Regions from separate parts of the Homo sapiens genome. Here region 1 is linked to region 2. A link is an interaction called in ENCODE POLR2A ChIA-PET data of the cell type or tissue named here. Cell type or tissue: OCI-LY7. All regions are shown on one strand. Each heading gives the region's core, and the rest is flanking DNA. Links, peaks and the distances in the headings are about the cores only. Region 1 overlaps EFCAB9 (EF-hand calcium binding domain 9). Region 2 overlaps FBXW11 (F-box and WD repeat domain containing 11).

What was found. ChIA-PET counts read pairs that join two places held together with the same protein. Peaks named below come from ENCODE experiments on the same cell type or tissue, not always from the same donor. Only the 100,000 strongest peaks of a DNase experiment are listed, where the experiment ranks them.
Region 1: POLR2A ChIA-PET joins it to region 2 with 6 read pairs; 2 of 35 experiments call an interaction of 5 or more read pairs at or near these places.

What each region holds. Positions count from the first base shown.
Region 1 is chr5:172,194,777-172,199,776 of GRCh38, reverse strand. It overlaps EFCAB9 (EF-hand calcium binding domain 9), which reads right to left. Exons shown (of 4, transcript NM_001171183.2): 2 at 246-394. Among named protein-coding and RNA genes, the nearest start is that of EFCAB9, 3.1 kb to the right of the region's middle. In OCI-LY7, for the core only: no CTCF peak of the experiment used is centred there; no DNase peak of the experiment used is centred there.
Region 2 is chr5:171,972,218-171,988,732 of GRCh38, reverse strand. The region is part of intron 1 of FBXW11 (F-box and WD repeat domain containing 11); the gene reads left to right. Among named protein-coding and RNA genes, the nearest start is that of FBXW11, 26 kb to the left of the region's middle. RefSeq lists enhancers at 4,778-5,550, 7,761-8,329. In OCI-LY7, for the core only: no CTCF peak of the experiment used is centred there; a DNase peak (open chromatin) is centred at 9,962; H3K4me3 peaks cover 1,547 bases; H3K27ac peaks cover 1,848 bases.

The DNA.
Region 1 (5,000 bases), core at 1-5,000, 220 kb before region 2:
AGAAGGGATGCGATGGGCCACATCTGTCCTTTACGAGGGTGGGCAGAGTAGGAGGGCGGCCAAGAGGCTGGGGCTGCCTCAGGGAGAAGCTGTTGAAAAACCTGAACCATTCGGGAACCAAAACTCATTTTCCCCACCACCCATCTTTTCTTCCTCTTTTTAGTGAAAGGAGGAAAACTTCTGATGCATTCCTAATTCAGTGCTCCCATTAGCAAGAGGATGGCAGCAGCCGCGCGGCTACTTGCCTGGTGGGCCAGCAGCATGCACACCAGCATGTAGAACTTCTCAAAGTCGATCTCGCCCACAGCGTTCCAGTCCAGCATGTCAAACACAATGTTGATCTGTGCCTTTTTCAAGTCAGTCACATGATGAAGGAAGTGATAGAACAGCACATCTGTTAAGGTGGGCAGGTGAGGAGATGTGTTATTTGGATATAGTTCCAAAATGCTAAACAGCTAGAAGCCATGTAAATGGTAGTGATGTTGGAAGCTTATTGATCTAGGAAGAATGATGATAATATTTTGTTTCTGGCTTTGCCACTGTACTTTCTATAGTTCCTGAAACCTTCGTCGCCCTTGAGCTTGTGGAAAAGCACTGGACCTGGAGTTGTGGAGAATGAGATCGTGGACAGGGCTTGGCTCCTGCCCCCAGCTCACACACTCCATGGAGCAGACAGATATGTACACAGCACTGATAAAAGGCAAGGCGCTAACATATAAAATGGGCACAAAGTGCTCCTTATGTATGAAAGGAGAGCTTAATTCTCACTGGGGACTGAGAACACTTTCTTGGAGATGCTGACATTTTTCCTTTGCCTTTCCCTTGAGATAATTAAAATGAGGAATACAAAATCATTCCCCTTCGGCCAGGCACAGTAGCTCATGCCTGTAATCCCAGCAGTTTGGGAGGCCAAGGCGGGCAAATCACGAGGTCAGGAGTTTGAGACCAGCCTAGCCAATATGGTGAAACCCTGTCTCTACTAAAAATACAAAAATTAGCCAGGCGTGGTGGCACACACCTGTAGTCCCAGCTACTTGGAAGGCTGAGGCAGAGAATTGCTTGAACCCGGGAGGCGGAGGTTGCAGTGAGCCAAGATCGTGCTGCTGCACTCCAGCCTGGGCGACAGACCAAGACTCCGTCTCAAAAACAACAACAACAAAAGTCATTCCCCGTCTATAAACGCCTTGATGTGCCTCATGCTTGTATAAAGCAAATGCATCTGGCTGTAGGGGGAAGGGACCAAACCTTATTTACCACCTTATGTGTTAGGCACTTTATTTTTTATTTATTTTTTGGCTGGAGTGCAATGGCACATTCACAGCTCACTGCAGACTCAACCTCCCAGGCTCAAATGATCCTCCCACCCCAGCCTCCCAAGTAGCTGGGACCACAGGTGCATGCCACCATGTCCAGGTAATTTTTTAATTTTTTGTAGAGATGGGGTCTCCTTATGTTGCCCAGACTCGTCTCGAACTCCTGGGCTCAAGCAATCCACCTGCCTCTGCCTCCCAAACTGCTGAGATTATAGGTGTGAGCCAGTGCACCCAGCCATGTTAGGCACTTTAAATGCCACATTTCACTAAATCCTGACAACCCTACAGAGAAAGTGGCATCATGCTGAGAGGTGAAGTCAGCTGGACTTCCTGGGTCGAGTGGGGACTTGGAGAACTTTTCTGTCTTGCAAGAGGATTTTAAAAACACACAATCAGCACTCTGTGTCTAGCTAAAGAATTGTAAATGCACGAATCAGCACTCTGTAAAAACACACCAATGAGTGCTCTAGGTCTAGCTAAAGGATTGTAAATGCACCAATCAGCACTCTGTGTCTAACTAAAGGATTGTAAATGCAGCAATCAGCACTCTGTAAAATGGAGCAATCAGCACTCTGTTAAATGGACCAATCAGCAGGACGTGGGCAGGGACAAATAAGGGAATAAAAGCTGGCCACCCCAGGCAGCAGCGGCAACCTGCTTGGGTCCCCTTTCATGCTGTAGGAGCTTTGTTCTTTTACTCTTCACAATAAATCTTGATGCTGCTTACTCTTTGGGTCTGTGCCACCTTTAAGAGCTGTAACACTCACCGCGAGGGTCTGTGGCTTTATCTTGAAGTCAGGGAGACCACGAACCCACCAGAAGGAACCAACACCAGACACAATACCCTTTATAGTAAGTCTCAGATATCAATTAGTCTATATTAGCATTTCTCAAACTGTAATGGGGATACCAGTCACTTGAGGGATATTATAAAACTACAGATTCTGATTCAAGAAATCTGGCATGGAACTTGAGACTGCCCATTTCTCCAAGCTCCTAGGTGATGTGGCTGTGGCTAATCTGAGGACCACACATTGAGCAGCAAAGGTGTGCCTCACGTTGGGCGCGGTGGCTCATGCCTGTAATCCTAGCACTTTGGGAGGCTGAGGCAGGCGGATTACCTGAGGTCACGAGTTCGAGATCAGCCTGACCAACATGGAGAAAACCCGTCTCTACTAAAAATACAAAATTAGCTGGGCATGGTGGCGCATGCCTGTAATCCCAGCTACTCGGGAGGCTGAGGCAGGAGAATTGTTTGAACCCGGGAGGCAGAGGTTGTGGTGAGCCAAGATTGTGCCATTGCACTCCAGCCTGGGCAACAAAAGTGAAACTCTGTTTAAAAAAAAAAAAAAAAAGTTGTGCCTCACATAGCAAGTGGCAGAGCTGGGGTTCGAGTGTGGATTTCCCTCACCGTGGTGTTTTTTTCCATGGTGAAACTCTATCTTTTGTGCATTAGTTAATGCATATTTAATCATACACATTCAGAAGAAAAAATACTGAAAAACTCTTTAAAGAACTGGGAAGTTTTTTGTTGTTTTCTTTTTTGTTGTTTTCATTTTCAAGATCTTGTTGCAAACCAAGTACAGAGAAGTTTTTTGCCTGCCACTCATTAATCATGAATAAAATATGAAAAAAACAAGCATGGCAATACACTTACACAGTGGTGTGTGGCTGTCTACAGTTGTATGTACAAATTACAGTAACAAGGGATTTTTACGTTTATCTACATGTGTTTCCCCTTACTCACTGATGACAGAAACTCTCTCCTGCATAAGAAATGGCTCCAGTGGGCAGGTGCGGTGGGTCACACCTGTAATCCCAACACTTTGGGAGGCCGAGGCAGGAGGATGACCTGAGGTCACGAGTTCAAGACCAGCCTGACCAACATGGAGAAACCTCGTCTCTACTAAAAATACAAAATTAGCCGGACGTAGTGGTGCATGCCTGTAATCCCAGCTACTAGGGAGGAGAATCGCTTGAACCCAGGAGGCGGAGGTTACAGTGAGCCAAGATGGCGCCACTGCACTCCAGCCTGAGCAACAAGAGTGAAACTCCGTCTCAAAAAAAAAAAAAAGAAATGTCTCCACTGAATAGGTAAAACGTATCTGTGTAATGTGGAGTCCCAGCTGAAGCCAGCTAAAAGCACAGCAAATTAGTAGTCACAATGTCATGATTTGGGGGCTTCTGACCGCCTCTTGATGTTCCTTCTCCACGCCTCTCTGGATATGAGCACCTGGAAACAACACACCATATATATGCACAGTGATGTTTGTGTAGTTGCTGCTTGAGAAATGTTTCCATGTGCAACTTAGTAATTACTTAACAAAGACTGTTTTGAGGCCGGGTGTGATAGCTCACGCCTGTAATCCCAGCACTTTGGGAGGCTGAGGTGGGCGGATCACTTGAGGTCAGGAGTTCGAGACTAGCCTGGCCAACAGAGACTAGCCTGGCCAACATAGTGAAACCCCGCCCGTCTTTACTAAGAATACAGAAATTAGCGGGTGTGGTGGTGCACAGCTGTAGTCCCAGCTACTCAGGAGGCTGAGGCAGGAGAATCACTTGAACCCGGGAGGTGGAGGTTGCAATGAGCCAAGATTGGGCCACTGCACTTCTGGGCGACAGAGCGAGACTCCGTCCCAATAAATAAATAAATAAATAAATAAAAGACTGTTTTGAAACCGGTGGACTCTGGCTCACCCAAGTCTCCAAAACCTTAAGTCATTCCCCCACAGGAAGGCAAACATTAAGGCTGTGCCTTCACCCTTCCAGGTCACTCTCCAGTCCCTCTGTGACCAGAAGACATGAGCATGGCGTTACCTCCTGGGTACTGCATCAGCAGGGAGGTTACCAGGGAGCTTAAACTCCTCAAGCATCCCAGAGAGACTCAGCATGGGCTTTGCAGGCAGAGAGCCCTGCGTTTCCATCTCAGCCTTTTATTTACAACTAGGTCCCCTGCAGCTGCCTTATCTAGGGCAGGGTTATTGCGAAGATTTGGCAATGCACTGTACATAAATCTCTATGTAAAGAGAGAAAGAAGGTGTTCTTTTTTAATTGTTTTTAAAAATTGAATGAACTCCTTAAAATCATGACGGAGGAACCCCTTACTCACGGATGACATTTCTCTCTCTGAGGTCAGAACGAGTGAATGGATAGGATACCTTATTTCTACTCAGTCCTAAAAATAACCTCAAGTGTTTAATTGGACTTCTATTAGTTTGTGAACTCAACAAGCATGGCTGAGATCTGCAGCTTTTATATTTATTTATTTATTTATTTATTTTTATTTATTTATTTATTTATTTATTTATTTTTGGTCATTCACAAGTACCAATAAGTAGAAGGGATCCTGCAGCTCATCAGATTCAAACTTCCCACATGACAGATAAATCTTGCTGAGGGGTCTCCAGAGTTAATGCCTGAGTGGGGCTCAGCTCCCAAGAATAATAATTACAATAATAACAAACACTTATTAAGTCCTTACGATGTGTCAGACACTGTGCTAAGCATTTGCCATACTCTCATTATCTTTTTTTTTTCCAACTATGAGATGGACTCCATTATGAGAAGCCTCACCTCTAGATGAGGAAAATGAGACTTAGAGAGGGCGATGACGTGTTATCCACATCACCAAGGAATAATGGGTGTGGAGCCAGGATTCCACCAGAGTCTGCAATTTTCTCCTCCCGG
Region 2 (16,515 bases), core at 7,037-12,036:
ACTGGGATTACAGGCACCTGCCACCATGCCTGGCTAATTTTTGTATTTTTATTAGAGACAGGATTTTGCTATGTTGGCCAGACTGGTCTCAAACTCCTGACCTCAAGTGATCTGCCTGCCTTGGCCTCCCAAAGTGCTACGATTACAGGCGTGAGCCACCGTGCCAGAATTGTAGTTTTTAAATTGCCACTCCCACAGGCTGCCCCCATTTTTCTTCCTTCCTTTTTTATATCACCATACTCTCCTGGACTTTTATTTATTCAGTGTTAACAATCAATTACAGTCTTTGCTAATGCTCAGATTGTCTCAGGTTTGGCTACTGATAACTTTTTCTAGGTAGCTCCTCCTGTTTCATTTTGACATGACCCCATCACTGTTTTTTTTGTTTGTTTGTTTGTTTTCCCTTGGCTTTTTTGGCACAACAAGATGTCCCAGACTCACCTTATATTTCCATAAGGTGATCAGGAATCAGCCATTTCTCCAAGGCTCTGGTTCTTTTTAGTAAGGAATGGTATTTAGAAACTAAAATCATTGCCATGGGTTGTCATTGCTTCTAGACCCTTTCAGTGGACAGAACTAAGAAATATGTTTAAAAAGAACCGTGAGTTCATGTTATTTCTGATTCAGATGTAATATTAGAGAGACTTTTTTCTGACTCTGTTAGCCTTTTAATTTTCCAAATCTAAGGGACCTTGTCGGTATCATGGCCCCATCAAATTGAGATACACATTGTTACTTAAATAGGCAGATAAATAGTTTCATCCATTCATTATTGAGCATGTACTCTGTTCTAGGTATTGTTTGGGGAATACAGAACAGAATCAAATGCATACCTTGCTTCCAGAAGCTTGTAGTCTTTTACATAAAAAAGTATACCATAGTGTGAAAACTTGTAAGGATCACGGGAAGTAGACAAACAGTGTTGTAGGAGTTAGAAAAGGAAGGAAATTTCATAAGGGATATTTTAAAAACTTACCCTTGGCCGGGCGCGGTAGCTCACGCCCGTAATCCCAGCACTGTGGGAGGCTGAGGTGGGCGGATTACCTGAGGTCAGGAGTTTGAGACCAGACTGACCAACATGGCGAAACCCCGTCTCACTAAAAATACAAAAAAAGTAGCTGGGCATGGTAGTGGGTGCCTGTAATCCCAGCTGCTCGGGAGGCTGAGGCAAAGAGAATCGCTTGAACCCGGGAGGTGGAGGTTGCAGTGAGCTGAGATTGTGCCACTGCACTCCAGCCTGGGCAGTAGAGTGGCACTCCGCCTCAAAAAAACAAACAAACAAAAAAAACCCAAAAAAACTTACCCTTTGAGGCTCGAGCAGAAGTTAGACGTAAACATGGATGTATTGGGATAGTGGAGCTTCATAGCAAAGGGAACCAAGTGAACAACGGTTTGCAGACAGTGGTGTTTGTTGTCTATCTGGGAGACAAGTAAGTAATTCTGTGTATTGCCGGAGTATTGCTTGTGTGGAAGGGAGTATGGGTGATGAATTTGAAAAGGCAGGTTATAACTAAATCTTGAACTTTATCCCGTTAGGTCATTGGTCTCCAACCTTTTTGGCACCAGGGACCAGTTTCCTAGAAGACAGTTTTTCCACAGACCAGGCACGGGGAGTGGGGATGGAACTGTTCCACCTTAGACATCAGGCATTAGCTGGATTCTCTTAAAGAGCATGCAACGTAGATCCCTCACATGCGCAGTTCACAGTAGGGTTCCTGCTTCTGTGAGAATCTAATGCCTGGGCTGATCATCTGACAGGAGGCAGAGCTCAGGTGGTAATGCGAGTGTTAGGGGACAGCTGTAAATACAGATAAAGCTTTGCCTCCTGCTCATCTCCTGCTGTGAGGCCCAGTTCTTAATAGGTCACAGACTGATACCAGTCCACAGCCTGGGGTTGGGGATCCCTGCTTTATGTCATAAGATGCAAGCTAATAACCTGTGGATAGGTAGAGCTTCACAAACATATTTTATGTGGTCCACACGGATTTTTTTTTTCTTTTTTTTTTGAGACGGAGTCTCACTCTGTTGCCCAGGCTGGAGTGCGGTGGCGCCATCTCGGCTCACTGCAACCCTTACTTCCTAGGTTCAAGCGATTCTCCTATCTCAGCCTCCTAAGTAGCTGGGACTACAGGCGCACACCACCATGCCTGGCTAATTTTTGTATTTTTAGCAGAGATGGGGCTTTGCCATGTTGGCCAGGCTGGTCTTGAACTCCTGACCTCAGATGATCCATCCTCCTTGGCCTCCCAAAGTGTTGGGATTACAGGGGTGAGCCACCACACCTGGCCTGGTCCACACGGATTTTATTTATTTATTTATTATTTGTTTTTGAGACAGAGTCTCACTCTGTCACCCAGGCTGGAGTACAATGGTGTGATCTCACTGCAACCTCCACCTCCCAGGTTCAAGTGATTCTTAGGCCTCAGCCTTCTGAGTAGCTGCAACTACAGGTGCATACCACCATGCCCGGCTAATTTTTGTATTTTTAGTAGAGATGGGGTTTCACCATGTTGGCCAGGCTGGTCTCAAACTCCTGGCCTCAAGTGATCCACCTGCCTTGGCCTCCCAAAGTGCTGGTATTATAGATGTGAGCCACCGCTCCTGGCCAGATTTTAAAAATTGGGACATTTCATATGAAAACACTAATTTGTGGTTTTGTTTGAAAATTGGAGCTCAGTAGTAGCTGTCCTTTTGAGTCAGAGCTTGTACTTTCCTGTACGTAACTCCTATGAGACCAATTTCACTTTATCTAATTGGTCATATACATTTTTAATTTTTATTTTTTTGGGTCAGAATCTTGTTCTGCCACCCAGGCTGGAGTACAGTGGTGTGATCATGGCTCATTGCAGCCTTGACCTCCTGGACGTAAGCTATTTTCCTGCCTTAGCCTCCCAAGTAGTTGGGACTGCTGGTGCATGCCACCATGTCTGGCTAAGTTTTAAAATCATATTTTATTTTTCGGTACAGGGTCTTCTTGCTCTGTTCCCCAGACTGAAGTGGTGCAGAGGTGCAGTCATAGCTTACTGCAGCCTCTAATTCCTGGGCTCAAGCCATCCTCCCACCTCAGCCTCCAAGTAGCTGGGACTACAGCAGCATGCCACCATGCCCAGCTAATTTTTTAATTTTTTAATTTTTTTTTTGTAGAGACGAAGTCTTGCTGTGTTGCACAGGCTGGTCTTGAACTGGCTTCAAATGATCCTTATCTCTCAACCTCCTGAAGTGTTAGGATTATAGGTGTGAGCCACTGCATCTGGTCTATTTTTATAATTTTTTTTAGATACTGGGTCTCACTGTTGCCCAGGCTGGTCTCAAACTCCTGGCCTCAAGCAATCTTCCTGCCCAGGCCTCCTGAGCTGTTGGGGTTACAGGTGTGAGCCACATGTAAGTTTTTGAGCGTGTGATCCCTGCCTAGATTGGAGGAGGTATGAGGGTGGTGGATGTGGTTGAGAAGGGAGGTGACTGTGAACATTAGAGCAAGATCTGTGGTTTACAAAGATCACTCCAGTTGTCAGATTAGAGGATGCTTTAGAGCAGGGCAAATTGGAGCAGGGGGACTGATTCATTTACTGTTGGAATGTCCCAGGGAAGGAAAGATGAGATAGTAACAGATGGTATGAAGAGGAGGAAATGAGACATTTTAGATGTAGAGTGGATGACTGTGTTGATAGCTGTGCGTATATGTGTGTTTGTATTGATATGAATGTAAATCAGACTATTAAGAGAGTCCTGTTTCTGAAAAGCTTTGCCTTCATAAATCAGTGTCTGAAAGTTAACTGCTTGTTTTTATAACCTGTTGGTTAATTTTGGAAGGCAGTAGTAATAGTTTTAGGCATGTCGTCACCGTAAAGCTTAGTTTTATAATATGCAAATAACATGCTTCTGCAAAAAATGTAACTTCGACCTGCCTTTATTTTTGAAAATTGTGCATAAAGTAAATATTTATAGTGCGATTCTTTTTTTCTATAATTTTCCTTATAATTATGGAGCTAAATTTTTAAACAAGATTGGAAAGCTATATACTTATTTTTAAGGAGCTTGCTGCATGTATTTAATTTTCCTACAATCGCTACTAGAAGTTAAAAGGATAGTGAATTCATAAGGTCCTTTCCCCCACACTTAAAATTATACCATATTATGATCATCTAGACTGTTTATAACTATTTTGTCAGAAATTCTCCCTGATTGGAGCATGACTTTATCTAGTTCCATTACCGGTGCCATTATTCTGGATATTTAGTATTACCTCCAGCCCACACATGCTGAGGGAGATAGACATGAAGTACATGTAAATGGGTAGACTAGAAGTGAGATTGACTGACAAGCCATGCCTGGCTACTGTGTAATAAGCTTCCGGCTTTGGAGGATAAACAGAGATTGGTTAAAAGAGCATTTGTATAGGTATGTTTTATTGTGTATAACTTACATTAAAGAATACATGTTTTAAGTGTACAGCTCAATGAATTTTTACATGTGTGCACAGCACATCGTGTAACCACTACCTAGATCAAATTATAGACCTTTTCCAGAGCATTTCAAGGCTTCCTCTTGCCTGTAGCTCATCCAGTCAATGAACTCTCTTCTTAAAGGCCTTTTCTGACCTCTTTCACTGTAGGCTAGTTATGTCTGTTTTTGAAATTTATGTAAATAGGATTATAGAGTATATACTCTTGTGGTTTTGTTCCCCCACTCATTATTATTATGTCTGTAAAATTCATCCGTTTTATTATGTGTGGCTGTAGTTTTTTTTTTTCTATGCATTATTCCATTGTAAATATTCAGTTTGTTTGTTTTACTTGGTTGATGAAATGCTTGGGTTGCTGAGTACTTGGCTGTTATTGATGAATACGTGAGTTGCTTCTAATTTTTGTCTGCTACTGTGGACAGCAATTCTAAGGTAGACATGAGCACTTGTTTCTCTTGGGTATGAGAACCCAACAGAATTACTGGGTAATGGGGGTAGGCATATATTTAGCTTTAATAGATACTGCTTGTTTTGGGAAAAACTCTCAAACCATGTTTTTCCTCTGCTCTCAAACCAGTACAACAGCAGTCATGAACACAGAAGAAGGCTTCTGTGACCAAATGTGTGGGAGTGGGTTTCTCTCCACCACTAGTGAGCAATCAGTTCTGCAGCGGGCACCAGCTGTGTGTTCCCCAATTCAATTCCGACACAATCTACCTAGAGATAGTGTCCGATCCCACAGATTGAGGGCTTGGTCCCCGAGATTGCCCCCCTACCCCACATACCAGTGGCAAGCCTGGGCTTTTGTCCTTCTGACCAACTTGCTTCAAGTTGGGGTTCCCGCTACCCATACTGTGGGTTCAATTAATTTGCTGGAAAGGCTCACAGAATTCAGGGAAACAGGTAACATTTACCAGTTTATCATAAAGGATATTATTACAAAGGATATAGATGAAGAGATGTGTAGGGTGAGGTATGGGGCAGAGCTTCCATGCCCTCTGTGAGTGTGCCACCCTCCAGGAACCTCCACCTGTTCATCTGTCTAGAACCCTGTCCTCTTGGTTTTTTTGTTTTGTTTTGTTTTTGAGACGGTCTTGCTCTGTTGCCTAGGCTGGAGTGTAGCGGCACAAACAGCTCACCACAGCCTTGACCTTTCGGGCTTAAGCAATCCTGCCTCAGTCTCCTGAGTAGCTTGGATCACAGGTGTGCACTCGGTTAATTTTTCATTTTTTTGTATAGACCAGGTGTTCCATGTTTCCCAGGCTGGTCTCAAACTCCTGGGCTCAACTGATCCACCTGCCTTGGCCTCCCAAAGTGGTGGGATTACAGGAATGAGCCACTGCTCACATCTTAGGTTTTTATGGAAGCTTCATGACATCGGCATGCCTTCCCCTGGGGTATAAGGCAGGACCCTCTCTGCAGAGGATCTTAAAGATTAGAGTCGTGCCTCGGGTCAGGTCAAAGGAGGGCTGGAGAAGGTCACCGAGATTCCGTTTCCTGAGGCCTAACTTACCTAACATTATAACAAAACACTGTAACAAGGGCTGTGGGAGTTTTGCTGCATTGGATGAAAACCAGTATGTATGTGTCATAACACCACACTGCTAAACTGTCTTCTAAATGTCTGTACTCCAGTTGGTTCCATCTCTAATGTAGAGCATTCTAGCCATCACTTGGTATTTTTAGTCCTTTAAAATTTAGCCCTTCTGGCTGGGCGTGGTGGCTCACACCTGTAATCCCAGCACTTTAGGAGTGGATTGCCTGAGGTCAGGAGTTTGAGACCAGCCTGACCAACAAGATGTAACCCCGTATCTACTAAAAATACAAAATTAGCTGGGTGGTGGTGCATTCCTGTAATCCCAGCTACTTGGTGGAAGGCTGAGTGAGGCAGGAGAATTGCTTGAAGCCAGGAGGCGGAGGTTGCAGTGAGCTGAGATTATGCCATTGCATGCTAGCCTGGGCAACAAGAGCAAAACTCTGTCTCAAAAAAATAAATAAATAAATAAAAATAAAAATAAATAAAATAAAATTTAACCCTTCTAATGGGTGCGTGGTAGTATCTGTATTGTGGTTTCTGTTTTTTATTTAATCAGCTTTATTATGGTTTACATTCAATAAAATCCACTCATTTTAAGTGTACTGTTTGAGTTTTGAGAAATATATATACTCACATAACCACTACTGCTATCAAGATATGGAACATTTCCGTCACCCCAAAAAACTTCCCTGTTCCCCTTTTCAGTCATTTCTCTGCCCCAGCCCTAAATAACCTGCCTTCTATAACTATAGATTAGTTAAATATGTTCTGGAATTTCATATAAGATGGAATCATACAAGATGCACATACTGTATGCACTCTATTATGTTTGACTTATCTTAGATTCATTCTTGTTGTATCAGTTCATTCCTTTTTATTGCTTAGTAGCATTGCATTATATGAGTATATAACTGTTTACCAATTCTACTGATGGATGTTTAGGCTGTTTCCTGCGTTTGGCTATTATGAATAAAACTTGGGTGAGCATTTGTATTCAGATCTTTGTGAGGACATCTTTTTTCTCTTGGGTATACTTAGTAGTGGATTGCTGAGATAGAGTAAATGTAAAGGAACAAACTATTTTTCTATACGCTAACATCATTCCTGACTCCAAATGTTTTTTGTTTCCACACCAAAGCAATTCTTCAGTTATTTGCAGACACCAACTGGGTGTCCTGTAGTTCAATTCAATTCTGACTGTATTTACCTGGAGCTAGTGAGATCCCTTAAATTAACCAAAAGACTGCCCCCACTTAAGGTGCCAGTCACAAGTCCTAAGTTGCCAGGGTACTTTTGGTTATAACTTGAGGGGTCTCATGATCACCTGCTCATGTTCAGTAATTTGCTGTAAAGGCTCACAGAACTCAGGGAAATACTTTACTTACATTTATTGGTTTTTAAAAAGAACATTATAAGGGATACAACTGAATAGTCAGACTAAGAGGTATGTAGGGCAAGGTCTAGAAGGGTCCTGGGTGCAGGAGCTTCTGTCTCTGTGAAGTTGGGGTATACCATCCTCCTGGTAGAGGCATATGTTTGCCATCCCAGAAGTTCTCTGAACCCTGCCCTTTAAGATTTTTTTTTTTAATGGAGGTCACATTACCTAGGAATGATTAATGATTAATTAATGATTAATCATTGGGCATTGGTGATTAACTCAATTCCTAGCTCCTCTCCCGTCTCCAGTCCCTTTCCTTTTCCCGGAGATGGTGGTGGGGGCAGTGAAAATTTGGATCATGGTTCCTCTAGCAGCCAGCCCCCATCTTCCAAGAGTCACCTTATTAGCATAAACTCTAGTATGGTTGAAAGTGGCTTATTTTGAATAACAAAAGATGCTCCTCTCAATACTATCACTCAGGCAATTCCAAGAATTTTCGCTTTTGTGCCAGTAATGGGGGTCATCAGGGCAGCAAAGATCAAATATATGTTTCTTATGTCACAAGATGTATATTTTGTGTTTCAAGAAACTGCCAGATCTTTTCCCAAAGTGGTTGTACATTCTTATACTTCCTCTGGCAATATGAGTTTAGTTGCTCTACATCCTAGTCAGCAATTGGCATTGTCAGTCTTTTTAATTTTAGCCATTCTCATAGGTGTGAAATGGTATTTCATTGTGGTTTTAATTTACATTTCTATGTGCCTATTGCCCACTTGAATATCCTTTTTAGAGATACGCCTTTTTTGACTTTATAAAAAAAATTGAGTTTTCTTCTTACTAATTTATGAGTCTTTTTATAGTCTGGAAATTAGTCCTTTGTCAGATGCGTATATTGCAGACATCTCCTGTTTTGTGGCTTGCCTTTCCACTGTCTTAATCATGTTTTTTGATGGATAGCAGGTCTTAATACTAATGAAGTCCAATTTTTTATTTCATGGTTACTGTATTTCATGTCCTGTTTGATAAATTTTAAGGTCTTCAAGGTAATTTTATTTATTTCTAGAAGTCTGTAAAAAGTAAAGTAGAGGTTTGTCTTCAAAGACTTTCCTCCCCATCTAGTTAGGAATAAATAGTAACTTCTCTTAAAAGCAAAATTTATTCAAAGACCTGTACCATCATTCTTAAATATCTGCTAGCTGTAATAAAGAAATCAATATACTTTATGTTCTTAGCTCCCACAATTTAGCTTAAGTATTTGCCCTGGCATGCTTATACTGGTCCAAGCAAGCATTAGGTCATAGCCTGTTCCTCTTCCTTATTTGAAGGTGTTTTTACCTTTCTCAGCATTCCACAAGTTACTTCCTTCTTCCTTTGTTCTCCTCTGCCTTTGCCTCTTTTAAAAAGTTCTAAGTTGCTAGCCAATCGGGACAAATACAAAATGTGAGGTCCTGTTCCAGCCAATTGAAACTGGACACGGCAGTAGGGTGGACATGTCAGGTTATAAATGACCCTGTCTCGTTTGTTCAGTGTACTCTCGTGGCTAAGCTGCTGGCGAGTGTACCCTTTCTGCAGAAAATAGAAAAATGGCCTTGCTGAGAAAATTAAATTTATGTTCAAGTGCCATTTCTTTACGGCACCAGGGAACAAGGCTTTCAAACAAGTCTTAGGGTTTTACTATCTCAAAATAATTGTTTTTTATGGTTGCGGTAGGGATCAAAGTTCGTTTTTCCCCCATGTTGTTAACCAGTTAGTCCACCACCATTATTTACACATATATTAAAAAATAATTGCAAAATTATTGAATAGGAACTTACCTTTTTTTACAGAAGCAATTCACATTTATTATAGAAAAAATGAAAATAAATATAATGTAAAATAAGATGGAAAAATGTAATGAAAAACGTAAAGTAAGATGGAAAAAGAACAAAGTTTCCATTATAACTACTATTAATATATGGTATGTATTCTTCCCTTCCTTCATCTATACATATACATGTACATATGTATGTATGTATGTATGTATTATGTATGTATATATTTATTTTTTGAGAGAGGGTCTTTGTTTCCCAGGCTGGAATGCAGTAGCATGATTGTGGCTCATACCTTGACCTCCCAGGCTCAAGTGATCCACCTCAGTTGACTGAGTAGCTGGGACTACAGGCATGCAACACCATGACTGGCTAATTTTTGAAGTTTTGTAGAGACAAAATATAGGGTTTTTGTAGAGACAAAATGGGGTCTCCCTATGTTGCACAGGATGGTCTCTAACTTTTTTTAAGAGCATGAGTATTTCATATAGCCAAAGGTTTTACCCACTGTTCTTAACCTTTATGAACATGATGTGACATGACAGACTATATTCTCTGCATGAAACATGCTTTCTTCATGTTTATGCCATTTTAGGGTTTTAATAAATCAAAAAATCTCAGTTTAATTAAAGATTTAAAGATTTAAGTTACTAGTGACATTGGATGTATTTTTCTAATGTTTGTGGCTATTCGTATTTCTTTTGTGAAGAAAGAGAAGTGTTAAAATTAGCTGTAGTTCTGCTCTGCTGCTTCTAGGTGCATGGGGGAGTGTAGCGGAAGGAAATCACTAGGGTGAGGAACTTCTGATTTTGTCGTGACTGGGGCACTGCTGCTGCCCTTTTGTGATTGAAATGGCCATTTTTGTTAAAAGCCAGCTGTGGAAGTGTTTGCCTCACTCTGCATACTGTCCATGGCAAATGGAAATTGGGTCCCTTCTCTGCGTAGACTCTGGCTCTGGATGCTCTCTGTGAGACACTTTAGGATCAGTTGCTGTTGGCTTCACTGACAGCTTCAAGGACTCTCACTCCTACTACTAGCCTTTGCTGCTTTGAGGTGGGGTTCTGTTGGGAATTCCTTCCCCTTCTCAGGTGGGCTTTTATTTCTTAATATGCACTGAACCCTATTTCTCGTCCAGTTTTTTCCTGTATTATGTTTATAGAAATACCTTGAAAAAACTTATATATGTGGAGGGCACCACTGGACAGGTTTCAAGTGCCAATGTAGTTTGTCTTTTACTTTGATATTCCTTTGATGATTTTGGTTGCATCAGTCAGTAACCCCAACTTTGACACCTCTGTTTTCCTCCTGAGTCTTGTCTATTTTTGCTCTTTTTCACCCTCGCTTTCTGCACTTGAGTCACAGTGATTTTTTTTTCTTTTTCTCTGTTCCTCTGAACCTGCTTGAGGGTTACAACAAGCATTATAATTTGTTCTCATTATTAGGGAGGGGTCACCCTTTCTTCCTTGTCTAGTTAACCTCTGCTTGTCCTTTAGAGTTGAGCTGAAGTGTCAACTCCTTAGGAGCCATGCCTGGGTCCCCTAGGTACCCTTATAGATTAAGTTCCCTTGTCATGCTCTAGCAGCAGTCAGTTCTTTTTTTATTTTTACAGCTGTTAATGTAACTGTAGTTTACAAATTGATATGGTTTGGCTGTATCCCTACCCATATTTCATCTTGAATTCCCATGTGTTGTGGGAGGGACCCCGTGGGAGGTGATTGAATCATGGGAGCAGGTCTTTCCCATGCTGTTCTCGTGATAGTGAATAAGTCTCACGAGATCTGATCTTTCTTAAAAAGGGGAGTTTCCCTGCACAAGCTTCTCTCTCTTTGCTTGCTGCCATTCTACTTAAGATGTGACCTGCTCCTCCTTGCTTTCTGCCATGATTATGAGGCCTCCCCATCCATGTGGAACTGTAAGTCCAGTTAAACTTCTTTCTTTTGTAACTTGCCCAGTCTCAGGTATGTCTTTATTGGCAGCATGAAACGGACTGATACACAAATGTATTGCGTAATCCCCTGCTAGACAATCAGCTCTTATTAGAAAGTAATCTCCATGGGGGCGAGGATCATATCTGTTTTGTCATCTTCAGTTCATGGCATATTCATTCCCAGCATCTGTCTTAGTTTGTTTTGTGCTGCTATAACAAAATACCTGAGACTGGGTAATTTATAAAGAACAGAGATTTCTTTCTCTTCCTCTTTCTTTTTTCTTTTCTTTCTTTCTTTTTTTTTTTTTTTTGAGACATGGTCTTGCTCTGTTGCCCAGGCTGGAGTGCAGTGGTGCAGTCATGGCTCACTACAGCCTCACCTTTCTAGGCAGGGTTCAAGCGATCCACACGTGCCACCATACCCGACTAATTTTTAAATTTTCTGTGAAGGTGGGGTCTCCCTATGTTGCCCAGGCTGGTCTTAAACTCCTGGGCTCAAGTGATCTTCCTGTCTCATCCTCCTAAATTGCTGGGATTACAGGCGTGAGCCACCCTGCCTGGCCAGAGATTTCTTTTTTTTTTTTTGAGTTGGAGTTTTACTCTTGTTGCCCAGGCTGCACCATTTTGGCTCTCTTCAACCTCTGCCTCCTAGGTTCAAGCGACTCTCCTGCCTTAGCCTCCCAGGTAGCTGGGATTACAGACATGCACCACCACACCTGGCTAATTTTGTGTTTTTAGTAGAGATGGGATTTCACTGTGTTGGTCAGGCTAGTCTCAAATTCCTGACCTCAGGTGATCCACCTGCCTTGGGCTCCCAAATTGCTGGGGTTACAGGCGTGAACGACCACACCCGGCCCAGAGATTTATGTCTTAGAGCTCACCTGGAGGCTGGGAAGTCCAAGGTTAAGGGACCTGAATCTCAAAAGGGCCTTCTTGCTGCATTATCCCAGCAGAAGATGGAAGGGCGTGAGAGAGCTTTGCTTGATAGAGCAAGAGATTGAACTTGCAGCCTGAAACCCTTTTATAATTGGCATTAATCCATTCATGAGAGTGGAGCCCTCATGACCTAAACACTTACCATTAAGCCCCACCTCCCAGCACTGTTAGATTTGGGATTAAGTTTCCAACACATGCTTTTTGGAGGACATATGCAATCCATAACAGCATCTATCACAGTGCTTGCCAAGCAGTTGCCCAGTCGAATGAGGGAATAAATTTGGAAGAGCAAATGAGAATTACTATCTTATATCAAAAGGCTATTTCTACTTCCAAAGTGAGTATATTTGCTACTTAAACTCTTGGTGTTTTCTGTTTCAGTACCATCTCGTAATTGACTTGATCCTGAAAATTAAATAATTGGCATCAGAAACTTCTTTCAGAAGTTGAAAAAGCATCCCCTCTCCCCTCTCTGGTTCTAAACCAGATTTTAAAACTGTCGTTGACTTGTAAGTCGTCCAGATAGTTTTATCTCACTGTTACTTCAACTATCATTTTGAAGGAGTTGTCATGGCCTTAACTGCTGCCTTCCCCTCCTTCTTCCTCCCTTCCTCCCCTCCCTCTCTCCATCCTTCCATCCTCATGTGTTTTAGTGATTAATAGGTTGATTATTCCTGTGAGTTGTTAGTAAATGCTGTATATAGTCTCCTTTTGGAAACTCACCTGATAATCATCATTTTAATAATGTGTTTCCCAACATTTCCCAAACTTTCTGATCCCAGAATTCCTCCCCCCATATATTTGGTTCGAAATCTGTGTGATCCAAGAGACACACTTTTGGAAATGCTATTCTTTATGATTTTTGTTCGCCCTAATCCCTTTTATTCACCAAGAGTTTCTCTTGTCATCCTGCCAAAATAAGGAGGGAGGAGAGAACTAGTATTTGTTAAATACCTACTGTTTGCCAGATTTACACCCCCTGTTTCTTTTAACCTTTACTGTAACCTTGAAAGGTAGACTTGTTTTCCACATTTTAGCATGGGAAGAAGTAGGAACTGGAGGTGATTAATTTTTGCCCAAGGTCACGTAGATAGCAAAGTGATAGATTTTATTTACTTACATTTTACTTATTCATTTTTACTGTAATGCCTGTGCTCTTTCTCACACCAGCATGGGGTAAGAAAAACTCTTCTGATTGTTCTAGAGGCCCCACCTCTGTAATAACCACATCTTAGCCAGCAGCACTCGAGAGAGCCTGAGGCTCAGGAGCAGCAGGATCTCCAGGCTGTGGCTGGCCAGCAGCAGATTCTCTGCATTTGGGTAGATTGAGAAGAAAAGGGGGAAGCCTTGACTGCCTCTGCCTAAACTGCCTCTGTAAACTCTCATGTTCCTTCCCTTCCTTGTTCTCCCAGCTCCATTCTTTTCTAGTGGCATATGGCTTCTTTGTTGGAGTTTTAGGTTGATTTTTATTTAGTAATTTCACAGCTATTGTTTATTGGATGTCTCTTTTAATATAGCAGGTCTTGTACCTCTCCAGCCATTTAAACAGCTGACTCTTAGGTTATATAACTTGCTTGAGGTCACATAGTATTGCCAGGCGTGGTGGCTCACGCCTGTAATCCCAGCACTTTGGGAGGCCGAGGCGGGTGGGTCACTTGAGGTCAGGAGTTCGAGACTAGCCTGACCAACACAGTGAAACCCTGTCTCTACTAAAAATACAAAATTAACCGGGCGTGGTGGCGCGTGCCTGTAGTCCTAGCCACTTGGAAGGTTGAGGCAGGAGAATCACTTGAACCTGGGAGGTTGAGGTTGCAGTGAGCCGAGAAAGTGCCGTTGCACTCCAGCCTGGGCAACAAGATCGAAATTCTCAAAAGAGGTCACATAGTGTTAGACTTGGGATCTTAACCAACCTTTGCATGTTTTTTTGACAATGATATCTCTCTCTGTGTTTTTAAGAGATGAGGTCTTGTTATGTTGCCCAGGCTGAAGTGCAGTGAATATTTATAGGTGCAGTCGTAGCACACTGCAGCCTCTAACTCCTGGCCTCAAGTGATCCTCTTGCCTCAGCCTCCTGAGTAGCTGAAACTGTAGGCATAGGTTATGCTCGGCTTCTTCCTGTTTTTTTTTTAGCTTCAAGAAATTTATGTATAAGGGAAACTTATAAGCAATTAAAACCTATAAAATCATGTGTTTGATGTGCTACCTGTATATATGTGTGTGTGTGTGTATTTTTTTTTTTTTCTTTTTTTTGAGACGGAGTTTCGCTCCTGTCATCCAGGGTGGAGTGCGATGGTGTGATCTCGGCTCACCATAACCTCCGCCTCCTGGGTTCCAGTGATTCTCCTGCCTCAGCCTCCCAAGGAACTGGGATTACAGGCATGTGCCACCACGCCCGGCTAATTTTGTGTTTTTAGTAGAGATGGGGTTTCTCCATGTTGGTCAGGCTGGTCTCAAACTCCTGACCTCAGGTGATTCGCCACCCTCGGTCTCCCAAAGTGCTGGGATTACAGACGTGAGACACTGTGCCTGACCTATGTTTTTACAATATATATTTAAATTAAACATGTAGCTATGAAACATTAAAAGAATCTTCATGTACCACCAAAAATCATCTTGAGTACCAAACTTTGGGAAACATTGCTCTAATCTCCCCTCTTAACTTGATCCATCCATCTATCCATGAATTTCTGTAAAAGATAAGTACTCAAAAACGAAGACTTAAAAACATACACACACATATATATCATTCCATTATTTGCATCTAAAAAACTAATAATTTTTAAATATCAAATAATGTTCATATTTGCCTGTTTCATAAATATATTTTAAATTAATAGTCTATTTTTAGAACAGTTTTAGATTTACAGAAACTTACAGAAAAATTGAGTAGGTTGTACAGAATTCTCAATCCCCCTTACCTCCCCAACACTCCCCAGTTTTCATTATGATTAGCATTTATGTTAGTGTGATACATTGTTACAATCAATGAACCAGTATTGATGCATTATTATTAACTAAAGTCCAAGATTTATTCAGATTTCCTTAGTTTTTACTTAATGTCCTTTTTCTGGTCTATGATCTCATCCAGGATACCATCCTTACACTTTGCTGTTGTGTGTCCTTAAGCTGCTCTTGGCTGTTATGGTTTCTCAGACTGTCCTCTTTTTTTATGACCTTGACTGTTTTGAGGAGTACCACTCAGGTACATTGTAGGATGCCCTCTATTGGAATTTGTCTTTAGCTTTCCTCAAATTATTGCATTAGCTTGTCTTTTGAATTCAGGATCCAGACTTAGGTCACAGATTGCTTATAGTGAATAGTTTCTTATATCTCTTTGAATCTATAAAAATCGCCTCTCCCATCTTTTTTTCCTTGCCATTTATTTATTGAAGAAGCTAGGTTGCTTATTTGTTCTGTATAACTTCCCACTTTCTGGGTGTTGCAGATTATGTTCTCATTTGGTCTACATATTTTGTTCCTCTTTGTATTTCTTATAAATTTTAGCTAGATCAGAGGCTGGTTAGATTCAAGTTCAGTGTGTTTTTGCCTCAATTAAAAAACAGAATGAAATAAAACCCAAAACAAACCTGTGATCTTTCCACTGTGCCACAGTACTCTCTCTTTTGTGATATTCTGTATTCTTTCCAAGTAAGTGGTCCTTGAAAGCACAGTACTTCTGTGCATATGCGTTCTTCTGAGTTAAAGCCTACACAGTTTATTTATGATAGATGGTGAAGCAATAACCTGGCTGCTGGAATGTCCACAGGTGGTTGTTAGTTTGCCAAAGTCAATGATGACACATTTCATGGCACTAACAACTGGTATTAAAGTTTTAGTCCTGGCCAGGCACGGTGGCTCACGCCTGTAATCCCAGCACTTTGGGAGGCCGAGGTGGGTGGATCACCTGAGGTCAGGAGTTCAAGACCAGCCTGGCCAACATGGGGAAACCCCATCTCTACTAAAAATACAAAAATTAGCTAGGTGTGGTGGTGGGCGCCTGTAATCCCAGCTACTTGGGAGGCTGAGGCAGGAGAATCACTTGAAGCCAGGAAGCGGAGGTTGCAGTGAGCCAAGATCGCGTCATTGCACTCCAGCCTGGGTGACAGAGTGAGGCTCTGTCTCAAAAAAAAAAAAGTTTTAGTCCTATAGTTTTAACTTTTTTTTTTTTTTTTTTTTTTTTTTATGAGACAGAGTCTCACTCTGTTGCCCAGGGTGGAGTGCAGTGGCATGATCTTGGCTCACTGTAGCCTTGACCTCCGGGGCTCAAGCGATCCTCCTACTTCAGCTTCCCTAGTAGCTGGGACCAGAGGTGTGCGCCACCACACCCGGCTTATTTATTTATTTATTTATTTATTTATTTATTTATTTTTGTAGAGACGAGGTCTCATTGTGTTGACCAGGCTGGTCTCAAACTCCTGGGCTCAAGCAATTCTCCTGCCTCAGCCTCCCCAAATTCTGGGATTACAG